2 separate regions of the Homo sapiens genome follow, and region 2 is linked to region 1. A link is a contact called in ENCODE Hi-C data. All regions are on one chromosome and are shown on one strand. The core of a region is the stretch at or near the end of the contact, and the rest is flanking DNA. Distances in the headings are between cores, read along the strand shown. Region 1 holds the start of TTC14 (tetratricopeptide repeat domain 14). Region 2 overlaps SOX2-OT (SOX2 overlapping transcript).

Region 1 (3,407 bases), core at 754-3,253:
AGGAGCTGCTTTCTATGTTCACGGCCATTTCAGATGTTCAAGGTATGAGGTGGGGGAGGGTTATCCTAGTGTTGGAATTAGGAAGAAGTATAGACAGATCCCATAGTGATAAAACCATGTGCTACTGAAGAATGGCCTCAGAAGGTGACATTCCCAGGCTAAGTAACACTATTTGGTGTCTGGTTCTCAGACACCGGTTTCTTAGTCCCTCCAAAAAATGAGGTCCTTGATCACAGATTGACTCTAACACAAATCACATACTTATCAAGATGTCTATAATAATTTTTAGTGGTCAGCTTTCCTTTTCAGTGACAGCACTCTTTCCTAAAAACAACCATTCTCTAGAGTTATGGCTTAAAACAAGTCAGTCTGTACCATTTATTAAAGTTGATATGCCTATAGAAGCTTGAAATTTATTTATTTATTTATTTATTGAGACGGAGTCTCCCTCCGGCGCCCAAGCTGGACTGCCGTGGCGCGATCTCAGTTCATTACAACCCCCGCCTCCGGAGTTCAAGAGATTCTCGTGCCTCAGCCTCCCGAGTAGCTGGGACTACAGGCATGAGCCACCACGCTCGGCTAATTTTTGTATTTTTAGTAGAGACGGGGTTAGGCCATGGTGGCCAAGCTGGTCTCTGAACTCCTGACCTCAAGTGATCCACCCTCGGCCTCCCAAAGTACTGGGATTACAGGTGTGAGCCACCGTGCCTAACCCAAATTTATCTTTTACAGTTGCATTCTTGTTTGTTGCATTTTCTCAAGTCTCAAACTGTTTACCTATTTGCCTGGGTTTTCCACAAAACAGTGTGGCAGTATCGATTATGTTCTGGGCTAGATCTCCTATACAAAAGTGGTAACACAGTGAAAGGCAAGTTGATTTCCTCAAAGACACATGGTGGGAAGTGGAGAGACTAACTGTCACCGTTTATTTCTGTTCAAGAGGACTATACTGAACTATTTACACTGAACATATTTAAATGGTACAAATTTTATACTGGAATAAAACGAAGCTACATGATCTCAAAATTAGGGTTAGTTAGACCTTCCATATGATAAAATACTCAATCCAGCAACTCTGCCTGAGAAGACCAATTAATACTTCGTTTGGAATCCTAACTCTAGCCTCTTACTAGCTGTGTGCCATTGAGCAATTTACTGGGACTCTCTGAGCATGTTTCCTCGTTTTCTAAAATGAAAAAGTACAATAGCTACCATAGTGGTTAGGTTCTCAAGTCAGTAAGTAAGGGGATGGGGGACCTAAGTTGAAATTCCCTTTGAAAATCACTTGAATTGTCCATAAGAACAGTATATTGACTTTTGCGTACATACCACTATACAGTAAGTCCCACAGACACTAAATTTTGAGCAACCATTGAGATAAACTAAATAAGAAATGCATGTGTTCATTAGTTATTGTAAAACTTGAATGGCATATGCACGTGTGGAGACATTAAAGCCATCCTGGTTTTAGAATTCACAATCACTAACAGTAAATGGGGTATGGATGGAGAACACCACTCCAGGTGCTTAACAAATGTCCGTGTCCTTCCTTTCTTCTGCCCTTAAAACCACCTGGAAACCTTCCCGGAGCAGCCGGTTGAATGGGGTTACGCCAGAGACACAGGTATTGATTTACGCAGAGAGTACGTCGAGGGAAGAAGCTTGGAGACTCGTATAGGGTTCTTACCCTGGCACTGGCACTTAGAAGCACCTTGATGAATACGAAAAGGAATTATTATTTACCCTAGGTTACAGCTCGAGCTATTTCGACGTAATAACGATCCCACGTACACTTTAAAAAGCAAACTTCTCACATACATCACTTCCTGGAAGCCCTAGTCAGCCTTTAGCCCAAGCAATGCTGAGCCCAATCCTTCGGCCTTCCGTAGTCTCGCTCGGTTTCGCGAGATCGAGGCTGAGCTCCGCCGCGCCGCCGTGGGGGCGACCCCAGAACACTTCCGGGTGTAACTGGTTGTGCTGTCTGTGTACTTCCGGCAGCCTCCAGACAGTTTCTTCCGCTTCCTGTACCACCCGGCTCAAGTAGCGGACACGGAACAGGGAACTATCAGCCCGTCGGCCTCCGGGCCCTGCATTCTCTAGCCATGGACCGGGACCTTTTGCGGCAGTCGCTAAATTGCCACGGGTCGTCTTTGCTCTCTCTACTTCGGAGCGAACAGCAGGACAATCCACACTTCCGTAGCCTCCTGGGGTCGGCCGCCGAGCCAGCCCGGGGCCCGCCGCCCCAGCACCCGTTGCAGGGCAGGTAATGAGACGTTGGTGCCACTGCGCCACGGAAGAGGGGACGCAGCTCTGGCAGCCACTACCGCAGCCCCGGGTTTGCGTCTAGAGGAAGTGGAGCCGCGGCCGTGAGCACAGGACGATCGCGCGCTGGTGTCTTGGGCTGGGTGGACGGGGGGCGCTCCTGGGTTGTGCAATGCGGGATGCGGGCTGAACTTTTTCTCTGGCACTGCTTGGTAGAGGCGCAGATTCCTTAGCTAAAAATCCCTTGAGCTTTCCTATCTGAGTTGGAGGCGTCACTTTTTAAGTTTCCCCGCTCTCCACCTCCAGGTTGGTTAATGAGGGAATGCCTAGTTAAAACTTTTTGTCTGAGGTTGTATTGTCTGCAGCTTAGGATGGAGCGGAATGGGCGATGAAAGCCATAAGCAGAAGGTTAGAAGTAAAGAGGCTTTGCAGATAACCCAATTTTCATATATATTTTTTTCTTTTTAAGAAAAGAGAAGAGAGTTGACAACATCGAGATACAGAAATTCATCTCCAAAAAAGCGGATCTGCTTTTTGCACTTTCCTGGAAATCAGATGCACCTGCAACTTCTGAAATTAATGAAGACAGTGAAGGTCAGTTTAGCCTTAAAATCTTTAAGATTGCGGTTCGGTTTAACAGTACTTCAGGTGAAACGGAACTCAAAACTATCGTTAGTGATTTTGTTAATTTTTTTTTTTTAGATCATTATGCAATCATGCCACCTTTAGAGCAATTCATGGAGATACCTAGTATGGATCGGAGAGAGCTGTTTTTCCGAGATATTGAGCGTGGTGATATAGTGATTGGAAGAATTAGTTCTATTCGGGAATTCGGTTTTTTCATGGTGTTGATCTGTTTAGGAAGTGGTATCATGAGAGATATAGCCCACTTAGAAATCACAGTAAGTTATTTTTGTTACTTGGATTGCTTCTGTTTTTGTTAACGCATCTCAATGCAAGAACTATATCTTTGCATGCAGTTGTGCTCAAGTATACCTGCCAAGATGCTTTTGGAAATTAAATGTTAATTGGAGAAAAATAGTTTAAAAAAATTAGTGTAAGTTACCCAGTTTCTCCCTCCATTTCTGGTTTTTGGGATTTTTTAAATTTAAACTGGTTGGCAGGCACAGTGTTCTTTTCTAAAT
Region 2 (3,518 bases), core at 959-3,458, 1.1 Mb after region 1:
AGCCCAAAACCCCTCAGTGGAAAGAAGACAGCAGTTCAGATTCTTCTTTCAGGTTGTTGTAAAAAAAATGAAATGGCTTTTTTTCAGTTAGGAGCATCCTTTGTAAGTTTTGATATCCAAAAAATACATATGACACAAGAAGCAGGAAGAGATCTTCAGTTATTCCAGTGGATTACTTTTTTATGAAAACACTGGCTAAAACATTTTACATTCACCCTTCCTCATTCCACTTTTAGTTGGAAGAAGTTTCTAGTATTGATTTAATTTTGTATAAGGCCCCTACCCTCTCCTACAATACCATTAAGTAACAAATTCACCCACCTTAGCCTTTTCTGGTGAAAGTCACTCTTGATTTACTCTCTTCACTTCCCTTCTACCCCCAATGCACTCACACTTTTACAGACACATTTTTCTTGATCCAGAGAGTATTGGGAGGTACATAACTTTTTAGTATTGTCTTGACTTTCATTCTTTTCTAACTGAGATTGGACTCTTTATCCTGTGATACAAAATGAATTTTTGAGAAACAACCATGTGAAAAATTACTTAATTTTCTGTTTTGATGTATTTGTTTTTCAAGCTTCATAGGAAAGGCTTTAGTTGGTGTTTAAATGATAGTCCATAAAAATTCCTTATTAGATGACTCCAGACCAATTGTAAACCAATAACATAATTGTTTCCAAAAGGGAAAGTGGAAGTTGAGATCAGTTAGTCGAGGGATTCATTTGAGTGTGTTTATCTTTAAAATGGTTTATGAGAAGAAAGGGAGAAATGAACTGGGTGGAGGACAGAGGTAGAGAATCCAGTGAAAACATGTTTTTAAGATTAAAGCCATTTTTCCACATTATTTTCTTGCCACAAGTGACAACACAGAGCAGGAGTCATGAAAGTGGATTACTGTCACTCTGGGCTATTGGAGGCCCAGAGAGCCCTGGCATTAATTCCTATAGAAAGGTAGACAAACCTAGTCAGTAACTAACACTGTCCCCCACAGCGCCCTCACTGCCAAGTGTTCAGGCTCTCTCAGAGTTGATACAGACCTCAGGGGGGTCTAGGTGGCAGGGCTTCCCTTGTGAGAGGAAGCGGAGGCTCTCTGTGGAACTGAGAGGGAGGAAGCCAGGTGGCTGTAAGAGCAAGCCTGAGGGGATAGGGTGCTGTAATAGGAAGGCTGTGGCCACCAGTCCCTCACATGGCTGCAATTAGTGAGTCAAAGCTAGCTAATGATGAATCAAAAAGAGCCAAGAGTAGGACTTTCTGGGTGCTAAAGACTAACCTTTAGCTTGTTCCACTCCTCCCACTGGGCTCCCATCCTAGGTTTTCCAGGATTGGAGACCTTACTGGAGGAAAGGGCAAGTATGTTAAGAAAACATGCCTAGCCCCTGTCTAGCATGCGCATACTGGCGGGGTCTTGCAGAGATGGGGAGAAACACCTTGGGATGAAAGAAGCCCTCAGTGATCTGTGTGTCTGGCTCATACAGTTGTGCACGGCCAACCAGAGAGTGGGGGAGAGTAAAGCCTCATTTTTTTTTCAGTCACTCTATCTGGGGTTGCTTATCTCCTCTCCCCCAACCCTCTGCCTCACCCCACCAGGACCAAATAGAATTGAAACTTCATTGCCTTTGCCTGTACTGAGCCTAAAAACTCAGGGTTTGATAAGGTTACTGCACCAATGATACAATTGTAGATTTTTAAAAGCCTCCTCAAAGAGACAGATGTTTGGGCTGATTAAGAATTGAGGAGGAAACCTGCAGCTGCACCAAGGAATAATCTATTGGACAAATATTGTAATAAAAAAATATGAAGAGATCAGCCCGACCTTGCAAGGTCTTCTGCTTTAAAAAAATCTTTATCAAACCCCTATTCTATGGCTTCAATAAACAGAACCCATTACCTCACGGCATCTTTTGTTGGCCCCATACAAGAGAGAACAAAATGGTTATTCAGGGGAACGCTTTCGATTTTTATTGTGGGTAGCCTGCACAAAGAGCCGTGTTATTGTATTTAAAAGAACCATCTGTAGCAGAAACAATGGCATCAAATTATCTTTGAATACCCACTGAAAAAACATAAAGCTTTTTTTTTTATTCTTCTTCTGTACGGTGGGGGGATAGAGCAGTGTTAGGATAACTGACTTTTTTGTTGTTCTCTGGGTGCATTCTTCTCGCTCCCCCTCTCTCTCCCCCTCACCCTCTCTCTCTTCTCTCTCTCCCTCTCCCTCTCTCTCTCTCTCTCTCTTTTAAAAAATCAGCCATTTGGGGTTTTAAGCCATAAACGATTTTTCTTGTTGCAGGGGATTGCAGTGGCAAAGCTAGGCTAGGTCTTGGAGGCTGGTGTAAGGCGATGTGGGTGAAGGCAGGAGGCTGATGGAAAGACTGGGGGGAAGAAAAGCCGAAATGGATTCACGGTGCCTTGGATGAAGGACGAGAGGGGAACTGCAAGCTCCTTCAACTGGTTCTGTCCGGTGAGAAGTGATCAAGCTTGGGCTGACAAGAGGCTCAGGGAGCCCTCACGTTCTTTCGCTTTTTTACCTGCCAATCAAACTGCTACAAGACAACACCCTGATCTGGCATGGACATGTAAGTAGCTTGCAACCCAACTTTGACATTCACTGCTAGCTCACTCCTCCCCCCACCTCACTTTCTTCCCCACTCATTCTGTTTTTCTTTCTTTTTTTTTTTTTTCTTTTGACCTTTAAGAGATCTGGAAATACACCCTGTGTGGCAGTCATTTAACACTGGTAGATTTAAGTCTGAAAGCGTTAACTTTTGGAATTAAATTCTAATTTAGATTTAACAAATGCAGAAATGAAATGACATTATTTCATCCTATTTTGGACGGTTTTGGTACTGAACTTAATCAGTTGTCTTACAAGGGTGTGTTTCTTTTACTATGAAACTGAAGAAATAGATCTGTGAGCCCCCAGAAAGAAACCCACTAATGAAAAATTCAGGCTTCCATCTTAAAAATGTTAAACTCTAGCATTTCACCCCCATAAAGAACCTCTTCCAGACCAATGTTACTAAATGGAAAGAGTGATTTGATTCAAAAGGTACATATCATTAAGGGGTTGCTACTACTTCAATCGGCGTCTTAACTATTTTGGTGGTGGTTACGGGTAGGGGGAAGTTGCAAAACAAGAGGAAGGGGACATGGCGATACCTCGTTTTTTATAAGAGATTGACATAGAGGAAGATAGAAATGCATGGGGGCAGAATAAGCAGGAAATATTACCTGAGAGAAGGAATTACAGAGCATGGCGAAGCTGGAAGGTGGGAGGGTTTCTGCGGGAAGTCGAGCGAGGGGTGATGGGGCTTGCTCTTTGGCGCCCTCTAATGGCAACTTGAACCAATGTTTTACTTTCGTAATGCAGTACTGGGAAAAGCAGCTGGGTTTTTGTTATTGCTGTTGGTTTTTTTCCTCCGCAGACTTAGAAACTAGAGACTATTAGTGGAGTAAATTGATTGTTTTCAGCCTAGGAACTTATATATATATGTCTTAAACTCACCAGTGTTTCCTCC

Evidence for each region. A loop is a pair of places that touch in the nucleus more often than their neighbours do. Pooled maps may share reads with other maps.
Region 2: a pooled map shows a loop between it and region 1 (4-fold over the local background). The contact joins the enhancer-like site here to the promoter of TTC14 in region 1. A Hi-C loop is called at or near these places in 6 of 50 pooled maps.

What each region holds. Positions count from the first base shown.
Region 1 is chr3:180,600,160-180,603,566 of GRCh38, forward strand. TTC14 (tetratricopeptide repeat domain 14) reads left to right here and starts at 2,004. Exons shown (of 12, transcript NM_133462.4): 1 at 2,004-2,263; 2 at 2,732-2,856; 3 at 2,965-3,164. The coding sequence starts at 2,103. TTC14-DT (TTC14 divergent transcript) reads right to left here and starts at 1,954. Exons shown (of 3, transcript NR_183700.1): 1 at 1,744-1,954. RefSeq lists an enhancer at 1,795-2,084.
Region 2 is chr3:181,697,308-181,700,825 of GRCh38, forward strand. SOX2-OT (SOX2 overlapping transcript) reads left to right here. Exons shown (of 7, transcript NR_075092.1): 6 at 2,291-2,576. Among named protein-coding and RNA genes, the nearest start is that of SOX2, 13 kb to the right of the region's middle. Within about 2 kb of position 2,209, at least 2 of the 41 ENCODE cell types and tissues checked have a DNase peak (open chromatin) inside an H3K27ac peak, as active enhancers do.